Linked DNA regions of Mus musculus: all the other regions are linked to region 2. A link is a contact called in ENCODE Hi-C or POLR2A ChIA-PET data. All regions are on one chromosome and are shown on one strand. Each heading gives the region's core, a stretch centred on a gene start or an enhancer-like site at or near the end of the contact. The rest is flanking DNA. Distances are from core to core; before and after follow the strand shown. Region 1 has its middle 16 kb from the start of C330024C12Rik. Region 2 holds the start of Calm2 (calmodulin 2). Region 3 holds the start of Pigf (phosphatidylinositol glycan anchor biosynthesis, class F). Region 4 holds the start of Socs5 (suppressor of cytokine signaling 5).

What was found. A loop is a pair of places that touch in the nucleus more often than their neighbours do. ChIA-PET counts read pairs that join two places held with the same protein, here RNA polymerase II (POLR2A).
Region 1: POLR2A ChIA-PET joins it to region 2 with 12 read pairs in embryonic stem cell. The contact joins the enhancer-like site here to the promoter of Calm2 in region 2. POLR2A ChIA-PET finds 5 or more read pairs at or near these places in 2 of 5 experiments (Patski and embryonic stem cell).
Region 3: a loop to region 2 is called in a map of left cerebral cortex, with 2.8 times the contacts of the local background. The contact joins the promoter of Pigf here to the promoter of Calm2 in region 2. A Hi-C loop is called at or near these places in 1 of 37 maps with a recorded cell type or tissue (left cerebral cortex). POLR2A ChIA-PET finds 5 or more read pairs at or near these places in 4 of 5 experiments (Patski and embryonic stem cell).
Region 4: a map of left cerebral cortex shows a loop between it and region 2 (8-fold over the local background). The contact joins the promoter of Socs5 here to the promoter of Calm2 in region 2. A Hi-C loop is called at or near these places in 1 of 37 maps with a recorded cell type or tissue (left cerebral cortex). POLR2A ChIA-PET finds 5 or more read pairs at or near these places in 3 of 5 experiments (Patski and embryonic stem cell).

The regions. Positions count from the first base shown.
Region 1 is chr17:87,177,777-87,180,476 of GRCm38, forward strand. No RefSeq gene overlaps it. Among named protein-coding and RNA genes, the nearest start is that of C330024C12Rik, 16 kb to the right of the region's middle. Within about 2 kb of position 1,303, at least 2 of the 3 ENCODE cell types and tissues checked have a DNase peak (open chromatin) inside an H3K27ac peak, as active enhancers do.
Region 2 is chr17:87,445,588-87,448,287 of GRCm38, forward strand. Calm2 (calmodulin 2) reads right to left here and starts at 1,348. Exons shown (of 6, transcript NM_007589.5): 1 at 1,206-1,348. The coding sequence starts at 1,208.
Region 3 is chr17:87,024,071-87,026,770 of GRCm38, forward strand. It overlaps Pigf (phosphatidylinositol glycan anchor biosynthesis, class F), which reads right to left and starts at 1,331. Exons shown (of 6, transcript NM_008838.1): 1 at 1,228-1,331. It overlaps Cript (cysteine-rich PDZ-binding protein), which reads left to right and starts at 1,491. Exons shown (of 5, transcript NM_019936.3): 1 at 1,491-1,605. The coding sequence starts at 1,590.
Region 4 is chr17:87,106,401-87,109,100 of GRCm38, forward strand. It overlaps Socs5 (suppressor of cytokine signaling 5), which reads left to right and starts at 1,279. Exons shown (of 3, transcript NM_019654.2): 1 at 1,279-1,647. It overlaps Gm30510 (a long non-coding RNA gene), which reads right to left and starts at 947. Exons shown (of 2, transcript XR_877091.1): 1 at 858-947.

The DNA.
Region 1 (2,700 bases), core at 53-2,552, 270 kb before region 2:
GAGATTTTCTTCAGGGGAGTTGCAGTTTTCATGGTTTCCTCTCTAGTCCCTCACTGAACTCAAAAGAAAAGGGGACCAGAGATCAGACAGCTTGCCCACAGAGACCTGCTTCAAGTAACCTTCTATTCTAGAATCTTTGCTCGCCCTGAAGCACTTCTCTTCTCCCCGTTCCCTAGAATCCCAAGCCCCTAGTTGAGACTTCTCTGTAATCCAGCATGACGTTTAAACTTTAGCCACCTGCCCCCCACTTTTTTTAAAATAAAAAAAATTTTAAAAATGATTTATTTGTATTTTATGTGTGTGGGTATTTTGCCCATTTGCATGCTGTGTATGGCATTCCAGAAAAGAGCATTGGATCCTCTGGACCTGAAGTTACAGATGGTGTGAGTGACCTTCTGAGTGCTGGGATCTAAATTCAGTTCTCTGTAAGAACAGCAAGTCCTCTTAACTGAAGAGCCCCCTCTGCAGCCTCCACCTGGCCTGTTTGATGTATTACAAAGTTTTGACACCTGTGCCTTTTCTCCTGTCAATTTACTGTCTGTTTTTATCTTAGCAGATTCAACCAGAACAATCTCTGAAGGCACCCAACATTAGAAAAAAAAAAGGAAAAGAAAAACCTTTGTCATTATACAGTCACATACAGTCACATGCACCCAGGGTCAGCTTCAAACCCTCAACCTGAGAAGAGAGATTCGAACCCCTAACATGAGCATCAGTGGTGAAACTCAAGAGATACCGAGGGCAGAGAGGCAGCACACATTCACACATTCTCAAAGAGAGCCAAGGCGTGAGTGTACAGACCACTAGTACCTGCAGGGACCGCAGCTAGGAGTGAAGCGAGGAATCTGTGGGAAGGTGGCCCTCGACTCAGCCTCAAGTGCAGGGGACTTTTAGCAAGCAATATGCAGAACCTGCCATCTGCTTGGGGGGTCTCTGCCTGTTCTTGGAAACTGTCTTTCCTTCTAGATCCTCTCCCCCTGATCCCCAACAACCCCAGCAGGCTGTGAGGTGGGGGAGGGGCTTGAGAACCCTTTGCAGCCCGAGCTCCTTTTGACAGCAACAGCGCAGATGCTCAGCTGACCATCTCCACGCCTCTCCTGGGCTTCACTGGGCCATTCCTCAGGTTATCCAACAAAGACATTGAGAGCCTAGGGAAGCTAGCTTGGGAACAGAGCCAAGACATTTGAGTTTGGACTCCAGTTGTAAACCTGCTTTCTCTGCAGACACCTCCTCAGATGAACAGGGTACAGAGTGAAGCCGGGAGGCAGCAGGTGCGCCACCGTGGGGACTGTGACGGGGCAGGCTCAGTGAGAAAAATGACAGATGGCTAGATGGGTTGATCTAGGGATTACTAAATCAGCAAGCTCTCCTTCTCCAGCCCCCAGCAGGCCCTTCTTGGATCTCTGTCCAGGAACTCCTAGCCCACCCCTAGGAAGCAGGAGGAACTGGGCCCGGTGCCGCCCACAGCCTCTGCCTCCAGGGGACTCTTTGAATAGGAGACACACGCACTTGGAGTGAGTTCCCACCCAGGGAGAGGCTGAAACACTTAGGGTTCCTATTTAAAGCCTCCTCCCATTCATCATTTCAGCACCAACCAACAATTAAACCTGATTCAGTCAACGCTGACAACACCGTCGGCCTGTTGCTGACTATTTAAAACTCTGTCCTGGCCTCTGGGGCCTTTAGAACCAGGACTGTTTGTCCTGCCAGGAACACAGCCCCACCCACCTGATCTTGAGATTCCCAAGGACATATGCAGGGTATAGGGTCTACCCCAGCAGCCCTGGCTGCAACTCTCTCTACCTAGCTCACTGTGGGGGTGGGGGCTTTGAGAGGCTGGGGGTGGGAAGACAGCGCTGGGAGGACCAAGAGCTGCCAGAAGAGGGGACTTGAAAAAAGAGAGAGAGAATGTAAAGGCCATAGGACTGATGTACACGGCATACTTGTGAGATTTCAAAATTAATTAATTAATTAATTAATTAATTAACTAGTGAAAGAATAAATCAGAAGTAACGTGAGAGTGATGCATATGCTTGGATGGGCAGGGCAGGCTGGGCAGGACTCCGGGAAAACCCACCAACTAGCTCTGTAGGCTTGACCTGGTCTTTTGGTCTTTCAGTGTCTGTCTTTCCCAAACTAGTGTGTAATAAGAATGACAAGAACTTTCTCCTCAAACCTTCTCCTGGGTAGTCAAGACCCCACCCCACCCCCAAGTCTGCTGGTCCCAAGTGCTAAAGAGAAGTCGGAAATAGCTCGATCTAGGGCTGGGACTAGGATGAGGCAGCTCGGCGGTAGTGTTACGGTAGGGTTGTGGCAGGGTTTCCTGGTGTGGCCACAGCTCTCCGAGACGGTATCACTATGCGGTGGGTCTACACTGGTGCAAAGCTGTATGTTGTCTGACTCAACTCAGCTTTGAAGGCCAAGCAAGACTTGAAAAGGCCTGGAGTTAATAAGAAGCCAGGCTAGATAGATCTCCTTAGACCCTGCAAAGATGTGCCCCCTCCCCCAAGCATTTCCCATTGGACCGCTACAGTCTTCCAAAAGGAAATGCCCAGGCAAAGGAGACAGCTTGCAGTTGAGAGGCTGCAGGCTTCAGAAACCTGGATGAATGGCTGACTGGGGTGCCTATTTAACATATCCAAGTGGATAACAGGCAGATCTCCCAGCATCCCTCAGTCCATACCTGTTCCAGGGTGTGGT
Region 2 (2,700 bases), core at 98-2,597:
TTTTTAAAACAGAAAACACGAAGAGGGACTTATTTTTCAAAGCTCTTTCTAAAATCTCCTGCTCTCTTTTACACTCTTTAAGTGTACAGTTACTGACGGCCATTATTGCATAGGTGAACTGTCCGTAAGAACTAAGATCAGATGGCAACTTCCACTCTGAAACGCAAGTCGTTTTCAAGGAACTCTGCGTGTGGTAGAGGTGAACAGGAGTGCACCTGAGCACTCAAGAATTTAGCGACCCGCCCCTTAATTGCTACTTCCACTAGCTCATGGGGGCCGAAAAACGCCTTTGAGACCCTAACTGAGGTCGGTTGCTTTCCCTTTACGAGCTCTATTTTTTTTTTTTTTGAGAAAGCGCCCGACTTCCAGCAAAAGCTTGTATTCTTCAACGATTTAAAAAAAGAAAAAAAAATTAATCATCCAGTCTGGGTAGCGGAAGCCAGCACCAGATGGAGTGAACAAGCAGCAGCAGCAGCAGCCCTGCGCGGAGGGGGAGGGGGGACTGCTGGGGTCCCCTCCCCCGCCCATCCCCGCAGCGCCGCGGGCCGCCCAGACCTCCGCAGTCCTGCAGGTGCCAGCGCAGCAGCTGGGGCGCGAGCCGAGCCGAGCCGCGTAGGGCGGCGGCTCGGGGCCCCGCGCGCTCACCCCACCCGACCCCCGCGGCGGGGGTCCCCGCACGGGCTGGACCCACGGGGCGCGCCCCCGGCCCGGCCCGGCCCGGCCTCGCGGGGATGCGGGCTAACGGCGCCCGCTCGCCTCGGGGCCCCGCGCTCCTCCCCACCCCACCCCCCGCGCATGGCGGCCGGGCGGACAAAGGCGCTTCCTGGCGCCCGCGCTCGCTCGGCGGTGGCCGTTGGCGGTTTGAATCCGGCCCCCGGGGCTGACCTTTGGCGCCGCCTCGGCCGCAGCCCCTCCTGCTCTGCTCTCTCGACCGAGCCCACGGCCCCGCACCCCAGATCCATCCTCCCCCGGCCAAGCCCCGCAGCGGTCCCCCGACTCATCTAAAAGGGAACCCAAGAGGACAGGGGTGGGGGACACCTGCGACACAAGTGTCGCGGGGGGCCTCCTGGCTTTTTTTTTTTTTTTTTTTTGGTGCCGTCCCTCTGGCGAGGACAGTTCTGAGAGGGGAGGTCCCCTCTTTAGTCAATCCGCTTCAGCATCTTTCCCCGACCCGCGGGGCGCCGGCCGCTCAGCTACGCACTCACCATGCTGCAAGGGCTACGGGTTTCCGAGACGCGACCAGACAACCGCTCGACTCGCTCGCTCCACTCGGACTAATTCTCCTCCTCCGCCCCCAGCTCCTCATAAACACCTCCCTCCGCCTCCCTCCGCCAGATCCCTCCGCCTCATCCAGATAACGGAACCTAGCGAACGAGTCCCGGCCAGCCCCCGCCCCCTCCCCCCCCCCAACTCTCCGGGAGACCCCCTTTCTCCGCAGTCACTGGGCAGACACGCAAGAGAGAAAGGGGAGCAGGGGGACGGATGACGTAAGTGGGTTCCACTCCCAGGCAAGCCGTTAAAAGGCCGGGGGAACCGCGCCTGGCAGGAGCTACTTTGCGGCGCGGAGGAGCACCGCGGTGGCGGTCGACCAGGCGAACCTCGTTGAGCTTGCTGCTGATTGGCTGATTTGTACCTGCAATGCGTCACTTTCTCTCGCAGCCGGAACGCGGTTGCGGCTTCTGCCGTTGCTTGCTCGCGCCGCGCTGTCCTGGCAACTGCGCCAGGCGGCAGCGTGGCTCTCTCTGCGCTCGGCTGGAGGACCTTCTTCCACCCGTCCTGCCTGCCACAGACACACGCACACACTCACCTTCCCGCCCCGTATGGAGGTGCTGCTGACAAAAACAACACGGGCCAAAACAAAAAATAAATAAAACTGAAGGACACCCCCCCCCCCCAGTAAACACCCACCCAGCGCGCCCAGCTTCTCAGCGTTGCTGCATAGGGAGGCCGGTCGTTTTTCATTACACGGTGCCGAACCCATGCAGCTCAGCTGACAAGCTAATCAAAAAAGGGGCTTCCGTTTATGCCTACCCTTCGCTTCTCTTTCCTAGCAGTAATTTATCAGAAAGCTACTCAAACCCACTGTATCCGAGAGTGTGTGCTGTCGGTCTCCCCAAGGAGCCCCTCTGAAATTAGAAGCCCAAAGTAGACAACCAGAAAAGGATGATGGGGGTTAGAGAGGAAAATAAGGATTCCATCCTCAAAATACAGTGCCCAGAGAAGATTGATGGAACAGCCACGGCCCAGAGAGAATTAGGAAGATGGCGAAGGCAGAAAGAACTTCCCAGTTGAAAAAGCACCACCATGCAAACCCTCAAACCGTGGAGAGCAATCACTTTGTAAAAAGCAAGGCAAGATGAAACCTCAACTTCAGAAAGAAGCCTGCCTTCAGGATAGTTTCCCCGTTCAGCAAGAACATTTCGGTGCTAACAGCTATATGCACCCACTCGGAGAGTCCATTTTAACCTCCTTTACCTAAGTTAGACATCCCTCACACCTTTAAACATATCTTTTAATGAAGCCAGAGCTGGGCCCTCTTTCAGTCATGGAAACCAGACATTAAGCGGCCTTCTAATTAGCACTAACAAAGCTGACACCCTTTCGAACGAATGCCCACTCGATGGGAATACCAAACCAAACCAAACCTCAGATTTCTGTTTCTATTATCCTTGCCAATGTGGTGCCCTGATAATACTGAAA
Region 3 (2,700 bases), core at 81-2,580, 420 kb before region 2:
TTTAGATTTCTCTAATATGGTATACATTATCTTTCAGAGCCTCAAAAAGAAAATTCCTGTAAAAATTTAAATATTTGTGACTGGTTTCTACAAAGGGGACATGTGCCAGACACCAGCAACTAATTTTACTTTTTTGGCGAAAATCACTGCAGTTCCCAAATGACAGCCAAGTATACACTTAGATATGCAAATGGTGGAGGACCATCTTAAGATGGTCATTATGCTACACTAAGGGCTCACACTGTCTGTACAGATGTTAAATAATGGTAATAGCAGAACGCGAGTGGGAGGAGAAACAATAGTTTCCAGTCTCTAAATACATATATTTGACCTAGAGAACAGTTTCTATGTTATACTGACTAAAGTTAATTAAGAACTTAAAAGTAACACATGTTACAATGTAGTAAAAATCGGGCCCAAAAAGTAACATCCACACCGCAGGGTGAGGAACTAGCAGGAAAGGTAAAAGCGCAAGTCTGGGCATGGTGCTATTAGCCCTCATTTCATTCACACTTATCGTTTTCAAAAGCAAATGATACTGATTAAGAAAACTGGATGAACAAGTTAGCAGATACGGCCAAGGTTACACACGCACAAGCCATTTCAAGCATCGCCTCTTTAAACAAGAAGAAATCCTCCAGGGTCGGGACAAGAACGCATAGCCGTGAAAAGACTTGGGGAAAGTTTCTCAGATTCTCCCTTCCACTGCGGGGTCAGGCAGGAAGCGCGATCAGAAATCCATCCTAGGCCACCGGCAAACACCCATCTAACACGGCGAGCGCGAGCGGTACCCAAACGCAAAGGTGACACCGGCGAGCGAGTCCCCGACCCAGGACACCACACCTGGGAAGCCGCCCTCGGGACTCGCGATCCCGTGAGAACGGGGTCGGAAGGCTTGGCTGCTCCCGAGCCCTCCTCCTGAGCAGCCTTTGCTCAGGTGCGGACCGCAGCTCCACCCCACCCAGGTGGCTCCGTCCCAGCCTCGGACGGCGCAGTGTGGGCAACTGGAGGTCGCCATCATAGAGAGAGCCCGTGCGGCCGACCCGGTGACCTGAGGTCGGAGTCCCCTGAGAGACTGTGATAGACGCCGGCATCTCAGAGGGTCGGTAGCGCAGGGCATCCTCTGGTCCGCCGGAAGCGTGGCGCCCTGGAAGTCACCGCAGCGGTCGGCGGTGCGACCTGCACCCGCCCCGGGCGAGTGTGAGAAGCAACCCGCCACCGGCTTACCTAACTCTCCCGCCCGCCGAAGGGAAGGGGGACACCACCGCCTCCCACCCTCAGGTGCTACAGGCTGGCATGGCCCCTGGCGCAGGCGCAGACCAGAAAGCGAGGGGGCGGGGGGAACTCACAAGCGCACAGCCAATCGTTGACGAGAAGGGGCGGGATAATGAGAGCAGCCCCGCCCATCAGCTCGCGTTTATCCCTCCCGCGACTTTCTAGGTACGGGATAGGCCGGAGCGGGAGGGCTGAGAGTCCGGAAGCGGGCTGACGTAGCCGGAAGAGGAAGTCGTCTCCGCTGGGGCGTTGTTGTGTTTGGGTTGCTGCTCCTGCTTTGCCGGCTGAGGGCACAGGGACACCCCCATGTAAGGATGGTGTGTGAAAAGTGTAAGTTCAGGGGCTGCTTCTGGGGGAGGTGGAGGGCTGAGAAGTTCTCTCGGGATTTCTCTGGTTTTCCCCTGCTGGTCTGTGGCGTAACCGGTGTCTTCCTACCCTGCCCCTCGGCCCTTCTTGCCTGTCCCGTAAGCATAGCCTTCCGCTCTGTGTTGAGAATGGCTTCAGTTCTGCGCCTCTTGTGTTTGTTTCTGTTGTCGTCCTCGCGCCCCTTCTGGGTCTCCTCCGTTACAACTTCTTGATTGGCTCTCGGAGGCTTAAATCGGATCTTCACGATCTTTCTGGTAGCATCAAGAGTTGACAGATGTCACAAGTATAAGTTCCAGGCTCTCGGTTACATCTTAAGATTATAAGCAATGGTTAATTTCCAGTATTATTAATATGTCCCGAATAATGTTTAAATCTTGACTTTCTGCTTTTCCTTACTACAAAACATGCCGCATTTAATACAGATTTTATTTATTTATTTATTTATTTTTGGTTTTTCGAGACAGGGTTTCTCTGTGTAGCCCTGGCTGTCCTGGAACTCACTCTGTAAACCAGGCTGGCCTCGAACTCAGAAATCCGCCTGCCTCTGCCTCCCCAGTGCTGGGATTAAAGGCGTGCACCACCACCGCCCGGCTAGATTTTATTTTAAAAATTACTTCAGTGGCTATCTGAAATTAAGTTAAATTGGATATTTTGAGCCATCCCGTCAATTCATTAATACTCACAGCTTTGGGTCAGGTGAAGGAGAGAGTCTCATCACCACCAAAGAAATCTTTAAGTAGTCACCCCTGGCTTTTAGAAAGGTCTTTTTAACCCTTTTAGTTACCATTCAGTAATTCCAATGAAACCCTTAAGATTTGTTGTAAATATTTAATTTTTTTTTTTTTGGTAGCTGCAAAAGCTGATGATTCGTTTAAAAACAACTTTCTTCTCTTGATCTCTTTCATGGGCTAGACAGCCTTCTCTGACAAGATTCAACCCACATCTCAGTTACTGGCGGATATACAGGACCCATTTTGTTCATAGCCCCTCAGTATGTAGAACTCTGGACACAGACACCCCTCCAGAGCTGTGCCATTCTTAAACGGTTTTTTATTCTTT
Region 4 (2,700 bases), core at 29-2,528, 340 kb before region 2:
CAGGTTGAAGTAGGAGCACCATTACCTAGAAGACAGCTTGGGCTACATATTGCGTTCCAAATCATGCTAGGCTATACAGTGAGACTGTTTCAAACAAACCGGACTAAGGTGTGTGTGACCCTATGTGTATGCCGCTGATAGAAGGACCACTTTGGGGAGATACGCAGGGGGAACAGACTACTGTATTTGAATCATGAAGTAAACAAGTCTTTTTGTCTGAGCACCGGAAAGTAGTATGTCTAAGAAGTGGCCAGTTAGCTTACGAGTGGTAACCACGGTTCTACACTTGATCTTAGCCAAAAGGCCAAGAAGCGGTGGTAACCACGGTTCTAAAGGGGCAGCTGAGGAGTCTCGCGGGTATCACAACCCCCCATTCACTTCTCTGTCCTTGCTGTCATTTCCACGGCCGGGGCGATCCACATAAAATGCAAGCAAAGAGAGGAAGCGACAACACCCCTCCCCTCGTGTATGACTCATCTTCGTGGCAGCTGAGAGCCTGGATAGGAAGAGTTGAATTCAATGAGGTGCCCGGTTTCCCGTTGAATATTGGAATTCAGTGACTCGGATGGCTCCATGCTGAAGGGAGCTAGGGAGACTCATTCACATTTTTTTCCTACCCGGCACTCGCAACCTCCATTCAGCATTTTCCCCTTGGTCTCCCTAACGGAGCCCAAAGGAACAAAGCTACTCCCCACCCGCACCTCGGGTTGACCTTCCACCCGAGCGCCCACCCCTAGCCCGTTCCACGGCCACGTGACCCTCTCCAGCCTCCTAGCCTCCCGGGCCTCTCCCCCTCCCCTCCAGTCCGAGCCCGCTTGGCCCCGCCCACCCCGCCCACGTGTCAGCCTCTCTCCCACCTGACTGGCTCCTCCCTCTTCGGCCGAACCCGGCCGCTTGTCTCAGCTGCCCGACTCCAAAATGGCAGCCGCGCACAGCACGCACCAGCGCGGCCGGACCTCCTTAACTCGCCGGCCTCCCCTCTTTAGCTCCCAGCCTCCCTCCTCCGGCCTTCACCTACCCGCCTCTGGATTGGCCGCCGGGAGTCCCGCCCACCTGGAGCCCCGCCTGCCATTGGTCACGGTAGGCTGCCCTTCAGAGAGGCGTGGCCCAGCCCGCCCCCCACCCCGGGAGGTATTTTCCATTCCGGTGGGGGGCTGGGGGGGCGGGGGGAGGGGAGAGGGTGACGAGGGGGAGGCGGCCGGGAAGGGGTGGGGGCTGGCGGGGGCATCCGGCCGAGCTGGGGTCCCCGGGCTCCGTCCGGAGGAAGCGAGGCTGCGCCGCCGGCCCGGCAGGAGCGGAGGACGGGACGCGCGGGCGGTCGCGCTCGCCCTGTCGCTGACTGCGCTGCCCCGGCCCATCCTTGCCTGGCCGCAGGTGCCCTGGATGAGGCCGCCGCGCGTGTCCCGGCCGCTGAGTGTCCCCCGCGGTCGCCCGGCGCCTGCCCTCAAGCGGCCGCCTCTCCTTGCCCGGGTCCCCGTTTTCCCCCGGCGCAGTCCTCCTCCGGTGGGCGCCTCCGCACCTCGGCGCAGGCGGCACGGCCCTCGGGCCGGGATGGATCCGCCGGGAAGAGGAAGACAAGCCGGGGCGTTGAGCCCCTGCGCACGGTGCCGCCGCGCGTAGTGGGAGCTTACTCGCAGTAGGCTCTCGGTACGTCTCGGAGGAATTGCTTTTCGGTGGGAGTCGGGACACCTAAGGGGAAGAAGGGGTCGTCTGGGGCCGATAGGAGGGCATTCGTCATCGGGGTCGTGGTGGGTCGAGACTGGGTGGGGGAGGTCGTCGGTGCCCACTGCCAAGGGTAGAGGGGGTCCAGGCAGGTCACCTAAGAGCTCCATAGCTCCGACCTGAGGGTCCTCAAGGGCGACGATAAAAGGTCTACCGGGACGTGAAGGAAGGACCGGGGAGCGTGGATGCGGGAAAAGACTGGAGCATCTCTGGGGGGTTTAACCTGGGGTGGTTATTACAGGATGCGGAGGCGGCCGCAAGGAAGACCCCGCTCCAAGTCCTTGAGCTTTTAATAAATGGTTCTTTGGTGCTGGGACTTGGGCATTCGAGTAGCTGAAGCGGAGTGAGTTTGTGGAGAGGGAGTTGCATTGACAGAAGGATGCTGAGGAACAACGTGAATACCCTTGGTTTGGTTCTCAACTTTGAAGGCTATGGGGGTCAGCCACGAGCTTTTGGCATTTTTTTATTTTGGTGTTCCAAGCAAAAGGTGGCTGGCTGCTGGACTTCGTCAGTGATTCCTTATTTTAAATTGTATGTATATATTTGATGGGGTTGGGCAGTTACCAGTTCTCCTGGACATTCTTCCAACTACACCTTGACATTCTTACAGCAGCTTCTCATCTACACCGGAGGCCTGCTCCTTTCAAAGTTAACACTAGGCTAGACTGTCCTATTACGATTTACTGACATTTATCCTAGAAGACGATTAAGTCATGCTTGCTTTTAACTGTTTCTTTACAGGGCCGTGTAAAATTGAACTGCATGTTCTATAGAAGTTTAAAAATGGTTTCTCTTTAAGGAATGAAATGAAAAAGATGCTGGTGTTAGAAGGCTCTGCTAAAATGAGCTCGAGTGTTCTAACAGTTGGGAATTTAGTCAAATGCGTACTTTAATCTTAATAGTCTCTCGGATTCATAGTCCCTTTTTGAAATCGGCCTAGCAACGGAAGGAAGACACAGCAGGAAGCGGTGACTGTTG